Regions from separate parts of the Homo sapiens genome. Here region 1 is linked to region 2. A link is a loop called in an ENCODE intact Hi-C map of the cell type or tissue named here. Cell type or tissue: A673. All regions are shown on one strand. Each heading gives the region's core, and the rest is flanking DNA. Links, peaks and the distances in the headings are about the cores only.

Region 1 (12,018 bases), core at 2,118-10,117, 920 kb before region 2:
TGGAAAATTGATGTATATTGATAGCCTGAGGTTTCAAGGCTTACCAAAAGTTATATAGTCTGATTTAATAAATTAATAAGAGATCGCCCAGCACCATCTGAGAAAGTGATATTTCTGTGGCAGGTTATCCTATTTGTTATTAACTCCATAGTTATTCTTGAGGAATTGATGAAAACAGTTAACAGAGTCCTATTAAGAAAATATTTTAATATTTAAATATTTCCCTCCTAAGGTAGCATCAGTGACAGTACAACTGTTATACATTATCCTTGCTCCTGAGTTAGGAATGTCTACAAACTCTTCTACCGTTCTGGTACCAGGTCAGGAAGGTAATACTTTTTTTCATAGTGGACTTAAGTAAGCTGCCTGTGCTTTCTTAAGAAGAGCATCACATTGGAATTGGTTAACTTTTCTCTATTTCATTTGCCTTTAGGCTACCACCAGGGTACCCTGACACTCTACTTTTTCTTTTTTTCTGGAGAAGCAAATATGCATAACATAATTAAGTTAGTGTCAGAAGATGTGGGATTATGGGACTTGAAAGAGCAAAATATTTACAATAGTAAAGTTCTTTAGAATTGGGACACTCAAAGACTGATACTGATTTAAGTAACATACTAAATTAATATCCTTATTTAATTTTAAGAACCACCACTTTATGTCATTTACAATAGAAGATCAATAAAATAAAAACAAAATATGAAGAAAGGGAAGTATTGGATTTTGATATATATTTTGTAGCCTACATAGTTTAATTCTCTCTCCCTAAAATACATATTTTAAAAGATTAGGAGGGGCCGGGCACGTGGCTCACACCTGTAAACCCAGCACTTTGGGAGGCCGAGGTGGGCGGATCACGAGGTCAGGAGATAGAGACCATCCTGGCTAACGTGAAGAAACCCTGTCTCTACTAAAAATACGAAAACAAAAAAAATTAGCCAGGCATGGCGGCGGGCGCCTGTAGTCCCAGCTAGTTGGGAGGCTGAGGCAGGAGAATGGTGTGAACCCAGGAGGCAGAGCTTGCAGTGAGCCGAGATTGCACCACTGCACTCCAGCCTGGGTGACAGAGCAAGACTCTGAGACTCCGTTTAAAAAAAAAAAAAATTAGGAGGATAGTTCCTAGGCATATTGAAAAGCATACATTATTCAGCATCCTATATAGTAATAGGAAATTATATATATATCACATATAAGATGCTTATATTCTTTTAGCAAAAAACAATTGGTTTTTATTGCTTCAGTATTGCCTCAGATTTCAATGTTGCGTCAATATTTGATTGCTTAAATATGGTTAATACAGCTACATATGCATATTCTGTTATTTTAAATATATTATAAATTATATTTTAAATATATTACTTAATGTATTCTAGTATACACTATATATATATCTCTATGTGTATGTGTAATATCCATTATTAGGTAATAAAATCTAGTTATTAAAGCATTTTACTTTTATTAGAGAATTTGATGTACAAACTTACAGCTGAGTATCCAAAATAAATCACTGATGATAAAAAGTTATGAGTAACAAAGAGATACATTTTGAACCCTACAGAGGCATCTTAAGTGTGTGGAGATATAGTTCATAAAACTGAGACATCAACAACATTTCATAGAATAGATCTTAAAGGAGCAACAGATGTGTTATTTCTGTTGGGATGCTGTCAAGTTAATACAGGGCTCAGCAGAAAAGAGATGAGCTAGGAAATTTCAGCTCTAGCTGTAGTTTAAAGACAGATTTCCCTGACATCAAACAGAGTTGGTTCAAGAAGTAGGACATTGACACATTTTGTCATAGCCATACAATGAGTGATGATGGCTTACAAAGGCAAGGTAAGAATTTAGGACTAGAAGATGCAAGTCAAGGTTGGCATGATTGGAGATCCAAGTCATTAAGATTGTCATTTGTGGTAATAGTCTAAACTCATGGATTACTTAGGAATTAGCAATAAGATGGAGCTAAAGTCAGGAGTTTTGGAGAATTTAATGAACTCCATGGACCCACTTCCTCCAGCCTCCCAAATTTTGTGTACAATGTGAGAGAGTTTACAGACTCCCAGCCATTGAACTAAGTATCTCAGAATTAGGAGAGTAAACAGGAGACCTCAATGATAAGCACTTAAAACTAATATGTATCAATCAGGATAGGTTAGATTATGCCTCAGTAACAAGCAAATCCAACATCTCAGTGGTCTGAAACAACAAAGTTTATTTCTTGCTCTCACTACATTTTCATTGTGAGTCAGCTGGAGGGCTCTACTGCTTGTCGCTGTCTCTCTGGGATCAAGGCTGAAATAGCAGTTGTAATGTGGAAGGTTGCTAGTAGCTCTCGGGGAGGTCTCAGAGCAGTCAGTAATTGAACATTCTGCCTGGAAGTGACATAAATCACTTCTGCTCACACTCTGATAAGAACTAATTATTTGGCTCCACCCAAGCACAAGGGCATGGTAAGTGCATGGGCCTGGGAGGGGGAGAACCAGAAGCATTTTCAGGAACAACTCTACAGACTACTACATGAGACCACTCCTACCTCTCAACTAGAAAGGGATTATATACTTCCTGATCTCTTTCCTAAAATTTCTCTTTCCTACTTCTTTCCTACTTCTCTTTCCTAAAATTCTTCTCCACCTTCTAACACACAATGTCCTTCTTCCTATGAAGGAAATATATAGAATATTTAAAAAATCATCCCATCTATGGCTTGACATAAAAGGTGTGGATGCATTTCACATCAAAATCTAGTTCTTTTTCCAACTATACGTCATAGTGATACCAGTTGGCCAGTCAGGATAAGTGTGCAATAATTGAACAGAGGAGAAATCTATTTCATGAGGAAGGTAAGATGTCAGGATTAGTTAGACATTGGACTGACTGGTGGCTACTACGCTCTGGTTGGGTTCTTATCTATAATTAGTACTGTATACATTCTGATACGGTCACTACATTCATTCTGATTGGTACTTCTTATGCCATTTTGGTTCTAAATACTTCGAATGTCATCCTTAGTTAATAGAAATAAATTAGTTAAGTTATTGAATTTCGAAGAAAAGGAACAGGTCAACAGAACTTTATGGAGATATGGATAAAACATGTATAATAAGTCAGAGGAATTATAAAATGTTATACCTTCTTATGTCTACAAATTTAAAATAAGTCAAGAACACAGTTGGAATTTGATCATTTAAAATAGAGGCTCCAACTGTGGCTGAACTTTTGCACTCGTCCTGGTTGCCCTAGTAACAGGGCTCCCTTTCTATGCTAGTAATGTTACAGTGTGAGTGAGGTAATAATTGGCAGTAGAGACATACGCATTCAAGTCAGCTCCTACTTCTGGGTAAGTTAGGAGTTTGCTGAAGGCAAAGGATGAGGTCATAAAGGGACGAATTTGAGTTAAAAAGAAAATAAGGAAAAGAATTAAGTTGAGCCTTATCTTGACATTTTCTGAGCAGAGCCCCACACATCACATGCATTTCTCCTGATCTTGGTTGAAGTCAGGGTAGACAGTAAGTCATGTGATTGTATATCTCTATGAGGTCTTCCATCACAGCCCAGAGGAAGCACTAGACTGGAAAATTGTAACCTGTGCAAATTGGCTTGGATTAGAGCCACCTGTCCGTGGATTACTCTGTCTCTCTTAGAGTTACCCAGAAAGTTCTCATCTGCCCAAAAGGTTCAAGAGGGAGTCAAAACAGGCTTGCTCATATTTTTCTGTAAATGTTGTTTACTTTCTGTTTGATATTGTCCTTAGGCATATTGTATCCTTGCCAAATGTATCTGTTCGAATTCTGCTTAATGGTCTGAGCCTTTTTTTGCTTTCATTAAATATATGTCAAATGTACACCACTGCTTGGACTGAGATTAGGAAGAGTAAGCAATGAGCACTTCACTATTTTTTCTTTTTATAATTTTGACTTTTATTTTAGATTCAGGGGGTACATGTGCGGGTTTGTTACATGGTATTGCGTGACACTGAGGTTTCGGGTATGATTGATCTTGTCACCCAGGTAGTGAGCGTAGTAACCAATAGTTAGTTTTTTAACCCTAGCCCCACTCCATCTCTCCACCTGCTAGTAGTCCCTAATGTCTACTGTTGCCATCTTTATGTCCATGTATACTCAATGTTTAGCTCCCACTTAAAAGTGAGGACAAGTGGTATTTGGGTTTCTGTTCCTTTGTTAACTCGTTTAGGAGAATGGCCTCTAGCTGCACCCATGTTGCTGCAAAGGACGTGATCTCATTCTTTTTTATGGCTGCGTAGTATTCCATGGTATATGTGTACCACATTTTCTTTATCTAATCCACCATTGATAGGCACCTAGGTTGATTGCATGTCTTTGCTATTGTGAATAGCTGAGTACTTCACTCTTTCAATCTGTTTTCTCTTTATCTAAACCTTTTCCACTAGAAAAAGAAGGGGATAAGAGGTGCTTCCTCTGTTCCACTCTTTAAAATTCCTGAAACAAAACCCAATAAAACTATAACATAAATAAATTAAAATAATACACAACATTACCTAAAAATAGGATGGTTTTTAATTTGTTATTCAAATGAGGACACCTTTGAAAGTGAAAGAAAGTACTGTTAATAATAACACAGAAGAAAACACATAGATTATGATGTTCATGCCTAACTTAAAAATATAGTCACCATACCTAAAGCTAGTAGGAGAGAACAGAGAGATAAGGAGGGAAGGAGAATTACCTTGGGATACTCTAAGGGGAAATCTTCACCTTGATGCACACTGAGTTTTCATACTCACTTGTAACTAATTTGCAGCCAAGTTCAGTACTATTAATAATAGAGAACATGAAATTATTTTAAGATAAAAGCTCTTTTCCAGGAATAACTTGTATCAGGCTGACTATTTAAGAATGAGTTACTAGGCAAAGAATAAAGTCATAGAAATCCATATTCATAGTGAAGCCTCAGAAATGGTCTTAGTGATTGACAAAAGAATTGTCAAATTAAGGACTAACTCACTAATTTGATTGCATTTTCTGTGCCCATGACAATAATTTAAGAAAATTAAAATGAACTCTACTTTTCTTAAGGCAAATCTGTCATGCCCTGCCTCAGATTTCAATAGGACTAAAGAAGAGTCCCTAGAATGTGAGAAATGACTATAACTGTGTAGTGGGCAGCCTCTGAGATGGTCTCAGTGATCCTACTTCCTGGTATTAAGCCCAATCCTTTATTCTTTTCCCCTTAAGTATAGGTCGAACCCAGTGGATCCTGCTTCTAATGAATAGAATTTGATAAAAGCAATGCCATGTTACTTCTTCTTCTTTTTTTTTTTTTGAGTGAGGCGTCATTCTGTCACCCAGTTTGGAATGCGATGGCGCAGTCACAGCTCACTACAGCCTTGACCTCCTGCTCAAATGATCTTCTCACCTCAGCCTCCTGGGTAACTGGGATTACAGGCATGTGCCACCATGCCCAGCTAATTTTTTGTATTTTGTGTAGAAATGGGTTTCACATGTTTCCCAGGCTGGTCTTGAACTCCTGGACTCGAGCGATCCTCCCACTTGGATTCCTAAAGTGCTGGGATTACAGGCATGAGCCACTGCACCCAGCCACATGTTACTTCTGAGGTTAGGGTGGCTTCTGTCTTGCATGCTCTTTCTTGCCCTCTCTCTGGGAGCCCTTACTCTGGGGGAAGCAAGCTGCCACATTGTCTGTATGTCGTCCTATGGAGAGGCTTATGTGGCAAGCAACTATCTCCAGATAATAGCCAGGAAGGACCTGAGGCCTGCCAACAACCTCATGAGGGAGTGGAAGCAGTTCCTTCCCAGATCAAGCCATGAGATGATTATAGCCTCAGCCGATGTGGTGATTATAGCCTTTTGAGAGATCCTCAGCCAGAGGATCCAGCTAAATTGTGCTCTGATTCCTGACCCACAGAAACTGAGATAATGAATGCTTTCTGTTTTAAACTGATACATTTGGTGATAATTTATTCCCTAGCAGTGGATAACTAATGCACTGCATATAAAATAAAATAGTGTGTTCTGAATGATGAAAATACACAGAAACATGCGTGTGCGTGTGGACACGCACACATACACAGAATGGCTACAAAATCCTTATGTGTGAAGGATAAGAGTTTTTCCTATGCTCTCCTGCATTCTCTGCGCTGATTTTATTTTTTGCCATGTGTTTTTCTGGATATTTTCTTCTATGTTTATGGTAGGGGGACTTTAAAATGGTTCCACAGAATATTAGCAAATAATAAACAGAAGACTTAGGCTCAGGCATAGAGACCACATATGATATTTATTATACAGCATATATTTGGGAGAAGCACTATTGATCTTTCTTATTGAATGCAAATTTTTCCTGTGAGTTTTCATAAAGAGGATTCTCTAAAATGTAGAGAACACCTTCAGTGACATTTCTAACAACATCCTTACCGTAAACAGAACAATGAATTTTAGCCGGCTTTCTTTTCAAGTCTGTCAGTATGGTCTTTATTTGCAGTTTTAAGGACTAGCCTAATTGTAGCACATGGCACCCAAGTGGAACTTACTAGCCTCCAAGGAGAATATCTTGCATATTTGACTTTTTCAACAATATCAAGTGTCATGACAAAGGAGTTCATCAAATTTCTTCTGCAGATGGATGGTTGTCTTTTGGGAATGGTTTAAGTTCTACTTGTGACAAAGGAAAAAATAATTGGCAGGTAACACCATTTTTCCGGCTATATAGTTCTGTGATTTGTTGTCTATAACTTAACTTTTAAGTTATTTGTTCCAAAAAGGTAAATATTCAGCTTGAAAAGCTGCTGAAGGAAGATTAAGTCCAGGCTACATCTCATCCTATTCTGCTATAGGGGTAGCTAAAACCCTTTGCAGAATTAAAAAAAAAAAATCTCTTTAGCACAATACAAATTATTAGAGTCATCAGATTATAGATGCCATATACCACATTAATCTAGGAATAGTGGTGTAATGCTGTTTCAGTTATTTATGAGAAAGTACCCGTATTTAAAACTGTTTCCAGAATTGGCAGTTTTTACTGCAGCCTGCACATGGGGAAATAATTCTTATTAAAATCACTTAACACTTCCTTATGAGCTTTGTGTGACACGCGGATTTATGTGCATGTCCTTTTAGTAGGAAATGAGTTTGAATTTTACTTTGGGAAGTAAGATTTATATTGTAAGCGGAAATATAAAAAGATATAATAAAACTGTTTTGGCTGGTAATGTCACAGTATCACTAATCAAAGAAAGCACAACAGAGCCATAGAAATATCTTTTTACTTTACAGAATGAAGTAGAAAATGCACTTTAATTGCTGTCAAGAAAAGATAGAAGCAAAATATTGTTTGTGATAGATATCTGTTAGTGTACAGTACAGATTTATCAACCCTTTAAAACTTAATTTAAAATTGGCCGGGCGCGGTGGCTCATGCCTGTAATCCCAGCACTTCGGGAGACTGAGGTGGGTGGATCACGAGGTCAGGAGTTCAAGACCAGCCTGGCCAAGATGGTGAAACCCCGTCTCTACTAAAAAAAAAAAAAAAAATTAGCCAGGCATGGGGGCGGGTGCCTGTAATCCCAGCTACTCAGAAAGCTAAGGCAGAGAATTGCTTGAACCTGGGAGGCGGAGGTTGCAGTGAGCCAAGATCGCACCACTGCACTCCAGCCTGGGCAACAGAGTGAGACTCTGTATCAAAAAAATAATAATAATAATTTAAAATTATATTTTCATCCTCGTATGAAAACCCTTGGAGGCTTCTGGCATTCAACTTGTACTTCTTCCATTCTGTCATCTGGCAACTTGCTGAATATTCCTTCTCTCTCACTAAAAGGTTTCTGTGCCTGTCTCACAGTCTTGGTCTTTGCTTCAAGTCTTGCCATCATCTTGGGTGTTTCTAAAATCCATACGGTCACCTAGGGACTCTGTCAAATCATCCAGTGGATGCTTCCCAGTCATTATTCTCCTTAACCTCTTTCTCTCTCCATCCCTTGACACTTATCACCATTCCTGCCTCCTGGAAATACTGTATTTCCTTGGTTCCTAACACCATTCACTCTCCTCCTCTCTTTAATCTCTCCTCTAGGTATAGCAGTATCTCCTTATCCCCAGTTTTTCTTTGCAGTTTCAGTTACTTGTGGCCAACCATGATCTGAGAATATTAAATGGAAAGTTCCATAAATGAAGAATTCATAAGTTATAAGTTGTGAGTCATTCTTAGTAGCTTGATGAACTCTTGTGCCATCCTGCCTGGGATGTGAATCATCCCTTTGTTCAGCATATCCACATTGGATATGCAGGAGGCAGGTCTCGGTTATCACCGTCTTGGTTATCAGATTGACTGTCAATGTACAACAGTGCTTGTGTTCAAGGAACCCTTATTTTACTTCATAATGACCTCAGTGTGCAAGAGTAATGATGGTGGCCTGTTGTTATAATTGCTCTCCTTTATTTATTTATTTTTATTATTAATTTTTTTTTGAGATGGAGTCTTGCTCTGTTGCCCAGGCTGGAGTGCAGTGGCTCCATCTCGGCTCACTGCAAGCTCCGCCTCCTGGGTTCATGCCATTCTCCTGCCTCAGCCTCCTGAGTAGCTGGGACTACAGGCATCTGCCACCACACCTGGCTAATACTTTATATTTTTAGTAGAGACAGGGTTTCGCCATGTTAACCAGGATGGTCTCAATCTCCTGACCTTGTGATCCGCCTGGCTCGGCCTCTCAAAGTGCTGGGATTACAGACATGAGCCACTGCACCTGGCCTGCTCTACTTTATTATAAAGTATTGTTGTTAAGTTCTTCCTCTGCCTAATTTAGAAACTAAACTTTATCATAGGTATGTATATATAGGAAAAAACAGTATATATAGGGTTCAGTATTATCTGTGGTTTCGGGCGTCCATTGGTGGACAAGAGGGGACTACTGTACTGCTTTTCAGTTTTCTTTGGGCTCTCATCACTCAGGGTTTTAATCTTGTTTTCTTACTCTAGTTAGGCTACTTGTATGGACCTACCTTTCTAGCTTGATTCACTGTCTTTATGCAGGAGATTCTAAAATATGTATGTCTACCCTTGATTTTTTTTTCAGCTGAATATCATACTAGCTACTAGAAACAGCCATTTGAATATGTCAACGGTATTCAACCTGATAGTCTAAAATTGAACTCTTCACTTCTCTCACCCTACCCTTGCCACCCTCTCTGTTCCATATCAACAAATAGCACAGTTATGTACCCAGTAGCTAAGGCCAGACTTACGTGTGTTGTTCATTCTTTTTTTTCTTCTCCCTTACCTCATGCATATAGTAAATCACAAAGGCTTATTGATTCTACCTGCTAAGTATCTCTCAAATCCATTTAATTAGTCCTACCTTACTGATGCTCTCCTTATTATTTCTTTCTTGGATTACTGCAACAATTGCCCTTCCTAGTTCAATATGTTCATGTGGTGGTAATTCCTCTAAAACATTTATGTCCTGGCTTCTAACTGTTCACTGAACAACTTATCATTGTCTTCAAAATTAAGTCCAAGTCCTTCCCGTGACTTTTACTACTCTAAGTAACGGCCCCAGCTTATCTCATTATTCTGCTCTTTTGTAATTTTTGCCCAAAGGCTAAGTTCCATCCAAAGTGAACTTCTTTTAGTTCTATGAAGAGGACTTTCTTTTTCAAACCTCTAGGTCTTGATATAAACCCCTTCAGCCCCTACCCTCCACGCCTTCACTGCCTATACCCTGGCAAGCTCATACTTATTCAGGTCTCTGCTTAGACATCATTTCCTCTGGGAAAACTTTCCTAACGCCTTAAGGTCAGGTAAAATGTTTCTTCTGTGTGTTCACATGGAACCATGTGTCACTCACATCATAACATGTAGCACACCATGTCCCTCCCACCTCCAGTACTCTAGATGAAAATTATTGTTTATGTGGCAAGAACACTTAACATGAGATCTGTCCTCTTAACAAATTTTAAAATATACAATGCATTATTGTTAACTGTAGGCACAATGTTGTATAGCAGATGTCTAGAACCTAATCATCTTGAATAACGAAAACCTTATACTCATTGATTAGTAACTTCTCAGTTCCCCATCCCTCCAGCCCCTGGCAACCACTACTGCACTCCCTGCTTTTATGTGTTTGAATATTTTAGATACCTCATATAAGTGGAATCAAGTTTTTTTATTTGCCAGTTCTTAATTGGATTATTGGCTTCAGGGTGGAGCCCTTGGAGGAACAGGGCCAGGATAACATGCATTGTTAGGGCCTAATAGGCACAGCTGAAGGCAAAGACAAATCCCCAAAATTAAGGGTCCCATTTTATACTGGATCTTAGATCCCCAACAGGAAGGAGATACTATGGGAGAAGACAGCACATATCATGCATTTCATAATAAGGCAACCCAAAGCCAATCAACTTATTTTGTAATCAGCCCATCCCCCATGGGAATCTCATCTCTTAGTGTGGGGGGTGGGGATGTTTCTGTGTCCAGAGTTGGTTCCTTCCGGTGGGTTCTTCATCTCACTGACTTCAAGAATGAAGCCGTGGACCTTTGCGGTGAGTGTTACAGCTCTTAAAGGTGGCATGGACCCAAAGAGTGAGCAGCAGCAGGATTTATTGTGAAGAGTGAAAGAACAAAGTTTCCACAGCATGGAAGGGGATGCAAGTGGGTTGCCGCTGGTGGCTGGGGTGGCCAGCTTTTATTTCCTTATTTGTCCCTGCTCACGTCCTGCTGATTGGTCTGTTTTACAGAGTGCTGATTGGTCCATTTTACAGAGCGCTGATTGGTCCATTTTACAGTGTGCTGATTGGTCCATTTTACAAACCTCTAGGTAGCCACAGAGTGCTGATTGGTGCGTTTTTACAGAGCACAGATTGGTGGATTTTACAAACCTCTAGCTAGCTACAGAGCGCTGATGGCTGTGTTTTTACAGAGCACAGATCGGTACATTTTACAAACCTCTAGCTAGGTACAGAGCACTGATTGGTACATTTTACAAACCTCTTGTAAGACAGAAAAGTTCTCCAAGTCCCCACTTGACCCAGGAAGTCCAGCTGGCTTCACCTCTCATTTGCATATCTTTCAGGTGACCAAGAGCATGCTTCTGTGATTCAAATGTACAAAGAGTTAAGTATCCCTCCTTAACTATTAGTTATCTTTTAAAGTATATTTCCTACCTAGTTGTTACATATCAAAGCTCTCATAATATGAAGTAATTTGATACCCCCAAAACTAAAAACTTAGATAACACAGTGTAAAACAGAACAGAGCCTATGATTTTGAGAGGGAACTCTCTGCTTTTAATTCCTAGGGTTTCATGAAGAAAAAAGGTTTTTTTCTGAAAACAGGTTTTTTCCCAAAATAGGGTCTGTGACACCTCCTTTGTTTTTCCCAAGGAGTCCCAGGCTACCAGAATTTATCTTAAGGCCTCTCATGTGTGCTTTAAGAGTGGCAAGACAAAAAATGGAGAAAAATAATTCAGTCGACTGAGAAGGAGAAAAAAATTTCCAGAAAAATAAGATTCAAGAAGAGAAAAATGTAAAGGCCTTTTAAATATACTTGTAACTTGGATATCCACTTTTAATTAAGCTGAGCACTCTTTAAGAAAATCCTTCTAAATCCCTTGTTACTTGACTTTAGCCACACCAAGCAGTTAAGATTTTCGGCTTTTGAACTTTACAAAGAGTAACCTCACAGGTGAAACCAAGAAGTCTTAATTAGGTTATGACTTAACTGCGAGTGTACAAGGAATTTTCAAAGGGGTGATAAGCAGCTTTTGAAACTGTCATTGCATTTGGTTGAAAGTGTGAGACAAGATCAGCAGCTCTTTGCAATGGCATGTAATTTCAGATTATCATATACTTACTGTTGCAAGAGCCTGGTATTCAAAGCTGCTACAGCAATTTGGGGTTCTTGGCTTTGGACTGGTTTCCCAGATGTTATAATTCTTTCTGGGACACTTATTTAGAAGTCTACTGTCAAGGAAGCCACATGTGAACTTCTTTGACTATTCCTAAATCAGGATCATAACCCATTTTC
Region 2 (12,018 bases), core at 996-8,995:
GGAAAAGATTAAAGAAACTATTATAAAAATGCTCTAACAAATAAACACAAATACTCTTGAAACCAATGAAAGACAGAAAATGGCAGCAAATACATAAAAGATATAGAGAAGAACCAAGTGGAAATTTTAGAGCTGGAAAACAGAATAATTGAAATTAAAAACAAATAAACAAACAAAAATCATTAGAATGGGCCCAGTAGCTGAATGAAAATGATAAAGGAAAGAATCAGTGAGCTCGAAGACAGATCAATTAAAATTACCCAATCTGAACAAAAGGGAGAAGACTTTTTTTAAAAAATGAATATAGTCACAGGAACCTGTGGGACAAAACGAAAAGAAAATGTCATCAGAATTCCAAAAGGGGAGAAGAAAGAGTGCAGACATTTTGTTGTTGTTGTTAATCAAGAAAGAATGTTCTAAGATGTCTCAAATTTGGCAAAAGACATAAACTTACAGATTCAAGGAGCTCAGCAAACTTCAACAGGATACACTTATAGGAATCCATAACCAGAGTGCTGAAAACAATAGAAAAATGGAACTATCAATAGAGAAGAAAAAATCCTAAAAGCAACAAGAAAAAATGGCATTACATATAGGGAAACAACAGTTTGAATGAATGCAAACCATGGAGGCCACAAAAAAGTGGAATTTTTTTTTCTAAGTGTCCAAAGAATTTTGTCATCCCAGAATTCTCTATCTGTTGAAAATACCCTTCAGGAATAAATATGAAAGAAAAACATTCTCAGATAAAGAAAATCTTTAAAAACTGATTGCCAATAGACCTACTCTAAAATTATTGCTAAAGAAATTTCTTCAGGCAGAAGAGAAATAATACCATAAAGATAACAGCATATCAGGAATGAAGAGTAGAAGTGGCAAATATCTGGGTTAAAAAATATACTATTCTTGAGTACTGTAAAATATGTTTGATGGTTATATTATTTTTCCATTGCTGCGGTAACAAATTACCACAACTTTGGTGGATTAAAACAACACAGATTCATATATATGTATGTATATATATATACACATATGTATATATGTTGAAAATATACATACATACGTGTATACATATACACATATGTATATATGTTGAAAGTATACATACATACGTGTATATATGTATTTTCAACATATATACATATGTGTATATATACATACACACACATATACACACACACGCACACACACGCACACATACATATATATCCTTATTTTTTTGAGATGGAGTCTCACTCTGTCACTCAGGCCGGAATGCAGTGGCACCGTCTCAGCTCACTGCAACATCCACCTCCCGAGTTCGAGCAATTCTCCTGCCTCAGCCTCCCGAGTAGCTGGAATTACAGGCAGGCACCACCAGGCCTGGCTAAGTTTTGTATTTTTAGTAGAGACAGGGTTTCACCATGTTGGCCAGGCTGGTCTCAAACTCCTGACCCCAGGTGATCCACCCACCTCAGCCTCCCAAACTGCTGGGATTACAGGCGTGAGCCACCATGCCTGGCTATATACCTTTTTTTTTTTTTTTTTTTTTTTTGAGACAGAGTCTCCTTCTGTCACCCAGACTGTAGCGTAGTGGTGCAGTCTCAACTCACTGCAATCTCTGCCTCCTGGGCTTAAGCAATTCTCCTGCCTTGGCCTCCCAAGTAACTGAGACTACAGGCATGTAACAACATGCCCAGACAATTTTTTTTTTTTTTTTGGATTTTTAGTAGAGCCAGGGTGTTATGTTGGCCAGGCTGATCTTGAACTCCTTATCTCAAGTGATCAACCTGCCTTGGTCTCCCAAAATGCTAGGATTATGGGTGTGAGCCACTGAACCTGGCCCACAAATTTATGATTTTATAAATCCAAAGGCCATAAGCCTGACACCAGACTCACCAAGCTAGAATCAAAGAATTGGCATGACTAAGCTTCACTCTGAAGACTCTAGGGAAGAATCTATTTCTATACCTTTTTTAACTTCTACAGGGTGTCTGCATTCCTTGGCTCATTGCCCCCTCCTTCAATCTTCAATCCAGCAACAGCAGGCAAAGTCTTTCTCACACTACACTCTCTCTGGTTCTCTGACTACAGTTTAGAAAGGGCCTTTGCTTTTAAGGATTTATATTTTTAGATTAGGACCCCCTGGATAATCCAGTATAGTCTCCCCATCTGAAGACCCTTTGCCTTAATCACATGTTCAAGTCTCTTTGCTATGTAAAGTAACACATTCACAGGTTCTAGGGATTAGGTTGTAGACATCTTTGGGACTCCATTCTCCTGGCTACCACAATGATTGAAAGAAAATGTTTTTAAATTATCTAATGGAGTTTTAACATATGTAGATTTAATACATAAGACAAACACAACATAAAGATATGAGAATAAAGGGACCGATATAATGGTAAGGTTTCCACATTCCAATTGAAGTAATAACATATGAACTCTAAGTAGATGATAAAAAGTGAAGTATGTATATCATAATTCTCTAGAGCACCAACCCAAAATCCTATAATATAATAAAGATATAGTTAAGAGATACAACAGGTAAAATGGAATTCTAAAAATATTTAAATAACTTGAAAGAAAGCAGGAAATAGTTAAGATAGAACAGAAAATAGAAAGAACAAAGGGAAACAATAAAATGGTAGGCCAAAATCCAAACGAGTCAATAATTGCCTTAAATACAAGTGGTCTAATCATAACAATTAAAAGACTGAACTCATCAGAAGGAATTTGAAAAATATAATCCCACTATATGTTATTAAAAAGAAATCTACTTCAAATATAATGAGGTAAGTTAAAGGTAAAGGATTAAAAATATATAAAAATATATATACTAGGTAAACATGAATCAAAAGAAAGTTGAATGTCATATGTGAATGTCAGAAAAAGCAAACTTTAGAGTACAAAAAATTATCAGGAAGAAAGAGGTACATTACAGAATAACAAAAGGGTTCACAATTAAGACACAACAATCCTAAGTATATATGCACCTAACAGCAAAGCATCAAAATGTATGAAACATTTACCTGGAGAAAGAGTAATAGAACTGAAAGAAGAAGTAGACAGATCCACAATTCCATTTGGAAACATCTACATTCCTCTTTCATAATCAATAAAAATCTCTAGTCTTATCTAGTTTCAACACTAAATTCCACCACATTTAAAGGATAATTAATAGCAATTTTACACAAATATTCCAGAAAATAAAGGAAAGGGAAACACTTCCCAACTTTTCGTATGACATTAGCCAAAACCAGACAAAGACAGTTACATAACAGAAAATAAAACTAGAACATAGACTCTAAATTTACCTTTGGAACATACGAAATCCTAAACAAAATATTATTAAGTTATATCTGGCAATATATAGAAAGGATAATAAACTACAACAAGGTGGGGTTCATTCCAGAAATGCAAGGTTGATAAAATATTTTAAAATCAATCAAGATAATTCAGCACATTTACAACCTAAAGAAGGAAAAACGTGATTATATCCACTGATGAAAACAATGATTTGACAAAATTCAACACCTAGTCACATTAAAATAAATAATTCACTGCAAAGCAAAATAAAAGGGAACTTCTTCAATCTAATAAAGAGAACTTAAAAATATACATCTAATGAGGCAACATTGTATTGGAGATTATATTCAGTCTATCCAATGAGGCAATAAAAAGAAGTAAAACAGCTGGGTGTGGTGGCTCCCCCCTGTAATCCCAGCACTTTGGGAGGCTGAGGCAGGCGGATCACCTGAGGTCAGGAGTTCAAGACTAGCCTGACCAACATGGTGAAACCCTGTCTCTAATAAAAATATAAATACAAGCCAGGCATGGTGGTGAGCACCTGTAATCTCAGCTACTTGGGAAGCTGAGGCAGAAGAATTGCTTGAACCCAAAAGACAGAGGTTGCAATAAGCCAAGATCATGCCACTGCACTCCAGCCTGGGAGATAAAGCAAGATTATGTTTCAGAAAAAAAAATTAAAAATTAAAATTAAAAAGAAATAAAAGTTCTTCACATTGAGAAGGAAGAAATAAATGTTTTCCCTAAATGATATGGTCATCTACCTTTAAAAAATCCCAAAGCATATGTGAGAAAGCTACTGCAACTAGTAAGTGGGTTGGCAAGGTTGCAGAATACAAAGTCAATATACAGAAATCAATTCTATTTGTATATCCTAGCAAGAAATAATTAAAAATACAATTTAAAAAATATATGATTTATAACAGCATTAAAAAACATGAAATACTTATGAAGAAAAATAAAATACAGGCAAGATTTTACACAAAAAACTATAGAACTTTGCTGAGTGAAATTAAAAAATACCTAAGTGGATAAAAAGATCTACGTGCTCACAGATACATATAGTTCTTATTGTTAAGATATCAATTATCTTCATATTGATATAAAGATTCAAGAAAATCTCAATAAAAATCCCAGCAGGCTATTTTGTAGCAATTAATAAGCTGATTTTTAAATTTATATGGAAAAATCAAAGAAAACAGAAAAGCCAAAAATTTTTTTGAAAAAGAGTAAAATCAGAGGATTCACAGTATCTGACTTCAATACTATACTATAAAGCTATAGAAATCAAGACAGTATAGTTTTAGCATAAGGCTAGACATAAAAATTAATGGAATAAAGTAAAGAGCATAGGAATAGACATATATATATATAATGGTTAATTGATTTTTTACAAAGATATCAAGATTTTTCAATGGATAAAAGATAATCTTTTGAACAATGATGCCAGAACAATGGAACATCCATATAGTAAGGAAGGAAGGAAGGAAGGAAGGAAGGAAGGAAGGAAGGAAGGAAGGAAGGAAGGAAGGAAGAAAGGGAGAGAATCCTCATCTTATCTTGCATCATACACAATAATTAACCTAAAGTGGATTATAAGCTTATGTGTAAAAGCTAAAACTATAAAACTTTTAGAATAAAATTGTTGTGACTTGGGTTAGGCAAAGATTTCTTAAGCAGGACACAAAATGCACATATATCAAAAGAAAAAATCGAGAAATTATACTTCATCAAAATTAAAAACTTCTAGCTTTTTGAAAGATACCATCAAGAAAATTAAAAGTCAAGCAATAAAATAGGACAAAATATTAAAGGACTTGTATTCAGATTATATAAATAACTCTTATAATTCAGTAGGACCAAAAAATTCAATTAAAAAAGATAGGCAAAATATTTATTTTTTGCACTTTTTTAAAATTAATACATAATAGATGTACATAGTTTTGAGGTATATGAGATAATTTAATACACTCATATAATTTGTAAAGATCAAATAAGTGTATTGGAATATCCATCATCTTAAATATTTGCATTTTCTTTATGTTAGAACCATCCAAATTATTCTCTTCTAGCTATTTTGAAATGTGCAATAGATTATTGTAAACTATAGTCACCCTACTGATCTATGTTAACACTAAGTCTTATTTCTTGTGTCCAATCATATATTTGTACCATTAATCAACTTCTCTTCATCCTCCCCTCCCCGCTAAACTTCCCAGCCTCTGATAAGCAACAATATAATCTCTGTCTTTATGAGATCTATTTTTTTTTAGCTCCCATATATGAGTGACAACATGCGATATTAATCTTTTTGTGTTTGGCTGATTCTACTTCACATAATTACCTCCTATTTACTGAATATTATTGCATGTGTACATATACTACCTTTTCTTCATCCATTCATCCAGTGATAGACACTTAGTTTGATTCGTAGTTTGGCTACTGTGAATAGTGCTGAATGAGCATGGGAGTGCGTATGCCTTTTTGATATATTGATTTCCTTTCTCTTGGATAAATAGCCAGTAGTGGAATTGCTGTATCATATGGCAGCTCTTTTTTAGTTTTTGTTTGTTTGTTTGCTTGTTTTAGCAATGAGATTTCACTATATTCCACCGGCTGGTCTCGAACTCCTGGGCTTAAGCGAACTTCCTGCCTCGGCCTTCCAAAGTGCTGGGATTACAGGTGTGAGCTACTGCATCTGGCCCTTATTTTTGGTTTTTTGAGAAGCCTCCATACTTTTCTCAAAAGTGGCCGTAGTAATTTACATTTCCACCAAGAGTATACAAGGGTTCCCCTTTCTCCATATCCTCACTAGCATCCATTATTGCCTGTCTTTTTTATAAAAGCCGTTTTAACTGGGGGGAGACACCAATCTCATCAGAATTTTGCATTTATCTGGTGATTAGTGATGTTGAGCATTTTTTTCATATACCTATTGGTCATGTGTGTGTCTTCTTTTGAGAAATGTCTGTTCAGATTTTTACCCATTTTTTAATCAAATTATTTGGGGTTTGGGGGGATTATTGTGTGTGTGTGTGTGTGTGTGTTGTTGTTGTTGTTGTTTTTGTTGTTGTTGTTTTGCTATTGAGTTGTTTGAGCTCCTTATATTCTGGTTATTAATCCCTTGTCAGGTGGGTACTTTGCAAATATTTTCTCCCACTTTGTGGGTTGTCTCTTTCGTTTTGTTGATTGTTTCCTTTGCTGTGCAGAAGATTTTTAGCTTGATGCAATCCCATTTGTCTAATTTTGCTTTGGTTCTCTGTGCTTTTGAGGTCTTACACAAAAACTCTTTGCTGAGACCAATATCCTGGAGCATTGGCCTAATGTTTTCTTCTAGTAGTTTCATAGTTTCAGTATTAGAGTTAAGCCTTTAATCCATTTTGATATGATTTGATTTTTGTGTATGGTGAGAGATAGCAGACTAGTTTCAATCTTCTGCATATGTTTACCCAATTTTCCCAGAACCACTCATTGAAGACTGTCTTTTCCCCATTGTATGTTCTTGGCACCTTTGTTGAAGATGAATTGGCTCAAAATGTGTGAATCTATATCTGGGTCCACTACTTTGTTCCATTGGTCTATGTATCTGTTTTTATGCCAGTATCATGCTGATTTGGTTACTATAGCTTTGTAGCAAATTTTAAAGTCAGGTATTGTGATGCCTTTGGTTTTGTTCTTTCGGCTAAGGATTACTTTAGCTATTTGAGGTCTTTCGTGGTTCTAAATAAATTTAGGATTTTATCTAATTCTGTGATGAATGAACAGTTGGTTTTTTTTTTTTTTTTGAAAGTTAAACTATTTGACAAACCTTCACCTGGACTAAGAAAAAAAGAGAGAAGACCCAAATAAATAAAATCGGAAATGAAAAAGGGGACATAACAAATTAGACAACAGAAATGCAAAGAATGATTAGAGACTATAATGAATAACTGTACATCAACAAACTGTAAAACCTAAAAATAAAGAAAAAAAATTAAAATTAAGAAGCAATATATCAAACTGGGAATGATTAGGTATGATATAAAAAGGAATAGTAAGCGGGATAAAATAATTTTATAGCAAAGGTGGCTTTCCATACAAATCATATTCTTATTCACGTGTCGACAATAGGAAGTATAAGAGATGACCTATTTGGAACATGGGAGGGGATTAGGTTTTAGTCAACATTCTTCGTATTCACCAAAGAATGTTGTGTGAATGTGGAATCATGATACAACTGCCATAAAATAAAAAAAAAATAAATAAATAAATAAGAGAAGTATTGCTTCAAACACAGTTCTAAAAGCAACATAGTAAAAAGAAAGGAGTTTGGAACTTAGGAGCTCTGGGGTCGAGTCCCTGTCCCTGCTTTCCTAAGCCAGACACAAATTCCCTGCACCTGTTATCAGAGTTGCATAATAACTAATGCCTATCTACCCAAGGACTGCTGGGGGTCAAGTCTACATTGCCATGCTGTACATGAATGCCAGTTCTTCCTGTTGTTGTGACCTTAAACTATGCCACATCAGGATTGGCCTATTTTTATCACTCCCTCTTTGTGAGGCCAAATAATGGTAATTTAAATCAGACCATAGGAATAGGCAAGGAAAAGAGAACTGGAAATGTAAATAAGGTTTACCAAACAGCACTGTAAGAGAACTGAAAATGTGAATAAGGTTTACCAAATAGCACTAGTGACCTTTACTGGTTAGAAAAATATATACAGCATTCCGGGCACAGGACTGACTTACTGGCTTATCATATGCATTAGTCTTCAAGAGCCATGAGTCATCAGTTCAAAAGCTTATCCCACCATGCAGCCCTTATTTTTAACTGCCAATAGACAAGCAGAGTGAGCATTGGCTGCTTTTTCAATACACTACGGTACTTAATGTTCATCTGAATAGAATGAAGCATCCACATGGACCCAGCCGGTGAGCTGGCTTCTGGTCCTGTTTAAGGTTTTCTATTAAAAGATAGGGCTTTGCCTATCATTAGGGGACAAGTGACTGTTAACGTGAAAGGCTAAATACCAGAATATTCTTAGTGATATCCAGAAATCGGCTTTACTTATATCAGATTTTTTTCTCTTCAGCCTGTAAACTTAAATCCATAAACAATAAATATAGCAGTCATTAAAAATTCCATTTTCAAAGGGAGATTTTTATTTTATTCTGCCTCTGCTACCGTCAAAAATAATTCTCTTTTTCTAAGGCTATACGTAGTCCACACCTTAAAGAAAATTTATTAAGTTCAGTCCTCAGGATGCAATAATTCAAAATCTTTCCTGACTCATCACATAATTATTGCTAGTGCTCAGCTACTGCCATTAGAATCTTCTTTTTGATGAACATGTAGTTGCTAGATGGAAATCTTAGGCCGGGTTTCCCAAATGCATGTCTTGAGAACAGGGATAAGCTTATGTTAGTATCTAAAAAGGCTGGCAGGGATCCAGATTCAGCATTAGTTCAGCCAAAGTGTCTGTTCACATGTATCATTTAGTCCTCTGACAGGAATAAATGCCCCTAGAGTTCCGTCACTCTGCTAGAGCCTCCCTCTATCTCCAGCTTGACAGTCTTGGCCAAAGGCTGGAGCTGAGAATGCAAACATAAAGAAAGAGCTGCTGAGTGAGCAAGAAAATAAATGTGGGAGTGGCACAGGTGCTGTTCAGGTCATCCTTATCCTTTCCCTATACAGGCTGACTCTTAGTATTCACAGCGCTAAGTACAGGACTTGCCGGGAAGACTGGCCATCATTTAGGATCATATAATAGAAAAGCATGTAAAGTTCTCATTTTGCAAACCACGACACAGACAAGTCAAGTAATTTGTTCAAAATCACGCAACTAATTAATTTCAGAGTAGCTCTTAAGCCTTGTTCTCCAACTTTATTCATTTATTCAAGAGGTATTTGTGGAGGTGACTCCAGAGTTCATTCTCTAAACCCCTTCTCTATAGCTGTCTCCTTTAAAAGTTGTTAGAAAACTTAATCTAGTGAATTCCAGGCTTAGTCAATCACGTCTATGTTTTTTTCAGGTCACCTCCAGTTTAAAACCAGTTCAAAATTTTCTCCCCCCATATCATTGCCCCCAAGGGTTCACACATTTATTTTTCTTTATTTTCTTTATTTTTTTATTTTATTTTATTTTATTTTTTTTGATACAGAGTCTCACTCTGTCACCCAGGCTGGAGTACAATGGTGGCATCTTGGCTCACCGCAATCTCCACCTCCTGGGTTCAAGCGATTCTCTCACCCCAGCCTCCTGAGTAGCTGGGATTACAGGCACCCGCCATCATGCCAGGCTAATTTCTGTATTTCTGTAGAGACAGGGTTTCATCATGTTAGCAAGGCTGGTCTTGAACTCCTGACCTCAGGTGATCCACCCGCCTCGGCATCCCCAAGTTCTAGGACTACAGGCGTAAGCCACCGCACCCAGCAGGGTTCATACATTTCATTATGACTACTAGTAGTGGAAAAGGCACCTTCTCTATCGCTGCCCCTCCAGGTTAAGATATGCTACTGGTGTCCAAATTAACCCCTACTATTTGGTCATCTGCCCCCTTCTGAGGTGTTCTTCACTCAGAGGACACCATACTTGTTCTCCATGCCCTGCCATTATGGCTACAGCTTTTTGAGTTTACTAGGCCTACCAGCTATCCAAATAACAATTTCAAATAGACTGGCACCCAGAAGAGAGGTCTGGACTATACCAGTGATGATACCTAAGGCCATGGGAGCAGATCTTGCTAAAATTATCCACACTCCAATCCCTAGCAGATTCACATGCAATATGCACCTTCTAATAATGTTCTTGTAGTTCTTCTGCAGGATGTCCCCATAAAGGGTCCTCTGCTCTCGGCTCAGAAACTACCACTGCTGGAGCTCGGACCCAATGGGGCCATGTTCCTTACAAGTTAAGATCTTCCATGTTATTGTCATTGTTGTATTATTGAATTTTTGTTCATTCTTAATTTTTAAAGTGATTAGATGTTATTCTCTTTAAATTTTTTCTCTTTATTTGTAACACTGATTTTTTTTCCTCCTGTGGGTCATGATTCTGTATAGAAAAGGGATTTTTCTACCTTTCCCACTAGACTGAAAGCTCTACTGTAAGAACAGAGCTTGAGTCTACCTTAGTCATATGATTAAGGGCCAAGCATGACATCAGGCAGAAAATTGGAGCTCAATGCATGCATATTTGTTTAATCAAGTTGAAATGGAATTTCCTCTCTCTCCTCTTATTTAATTGGGTAGAATATGGTTCCATCCCCTGCCTTGAGAGGATCTCAGAACAATATGTTTTGCTAATTATGCAAATATATTTATCAACTGTATGAGTAAAGTAGCCTATAATTTAAAGACTGAGGACTTGTTTTCAAACACATCACAGTAATGAAATGAGCCTATTCCAACAGTATATTCATGGTGCTATGGTTTCCTTTCTAAGCCTGGTGATTGTTTCACACTGGGCAAGACATCTGGTGAAGTTGAGAGGCTGTCACCCAGCTGAGAGAATATGTGCATGGTTGGGAGTAGAATTTCCTTACATCTTTTTAAAGATATGAGCATTTGAAAATGAAATCATTATGTGAAGATCAATATATGAAGGTGCAAGAGTGAACAGTTTACTGGGATGACTTGAGTAGAGGTAGAAATGCCATCAGAGTGACAGACAGCATCCCAGGCTTCTACTTCCAATTCTGTTACTGTCCAACTGGGCAGGTCAAAGAATCTTCTCCATCACCACCACCATGCTACTAGCATCATGATTATCATAATAATATCTAACCCATATAAAGTGCTTACCAGCTTTCAAGCTCTGTGCTTAAAAGTTTTCATGGATCATTTCCTTTAAACAATCATCAAAAATAGCCCTATAAGGTAAATCTTCTTCTTATCAAACTATTACTGATGAAGAAACCAGGGCTGGGCGCAGTGGCTCATGCCTGTAATCCCAGCACTTTGGGAGGCCGAGGCAGGCAGATCACGAGGTCAGGAGATCAAGACCATTCTGGCTAACATGATGAAACCCCATCTCTACTAAAAATACAAAAACATTAGCCAGGAGTGGTGGTGGGCGCCTGTACTCCCAGCTACTCGGGAGGCTGAGGCAGGAGAATGGCGTGAACCCGGGAGGCGGAGCTTGCAGTGAGCCGAGATCGCACCACTGCACTCCAGGCTGGGCGACAGAGCGAGACTCTGTCTCAAAAAAAAAAAAAAAAAAAAAAGAAACCAAATTCAACATTAGTAAGGAGCACAATTCAACATCAGTAAGGAGCACAATTGAGCTTTGCATTTATTTTAACAATCTGATCCCAAGATCCAAACTATTAAAAAAAATCATAATCCTACAGAGGATGTTATTTAAACTCATTTGGAAATTCACATACCAAAGAAACTGTGATTCACAATACTCTATCAGTCCACATAGTCATTTCCTAGGGCTGCCATAACAAATTTCCACAAACTGGGTGGCTTAACCCAACAGAAATTTATTATCTTACAATTCTGGAGGTTAGAAGTCTGAAATCAGGTAATGGTAGAATCATGCTCCCTGTGAAGCCCCTAGAGAAGGATCCTCACTTGCCTCTTCCTGCCTCTGGCAGACCCAGGAATTTCCTGGTTTGTGGCAGCAGAACTCCAATCTCTGACTCCAACACCCAAATTCTTAATCAGTTCTTTCTATAGAACCCTTTGAGCCTCAGTTTTCTCTCCAATTTTCTCTATCAGATATAAAGTTAATACATCAAG

Evidence for each region. A loop is a pair of places that touch in the nucleus more often than their neighbours do. Peaks named below come from ENCODE experiments on the same cell type or tissue, not always from the same donor. Only the 100,000 strongest peaks of a DNase experiment are listed, where the experiment ranks them.
Region 1: it touches region 2 in a loop (6-fold over the local background); 2 of 110 quality-filtered maps call a loop at or near these places.

The regions. Positions count from the first base shown.
Region 1 is chr12:43,961,845-43,973,862 of GRCh38, forward strand. All of the region lies in intron 3 of TMEM117 (transmembrane protein 117), which reads left to right. Among named protein-coding and RNA genes, the nearest start is that of TMEM117, 130 kb to the left of the region's middle. In A673, for the core only: no CTCF peak of the experiment used is centred there; a DNase peak (open chromatin) is centred at 7,077; H3K27ac peaks cover 2,837 bases.
Region 2 is chr12:44,881,325-44,893,342 of GRCh38, forward strand. It overlaps a transcript of NELL2 not described here. Among named protein-coding and RNA genes, the nearest start is that of NELL2, 11 kb to the left of the region's middle. In A673, for the core only: no CTCF peak of the experiment used is centred there; DNase peaks (open chromatin) are centred at 4,777, 5,497, 8,087 and 8,707; H3K27ac peaks cover 7,320 bases.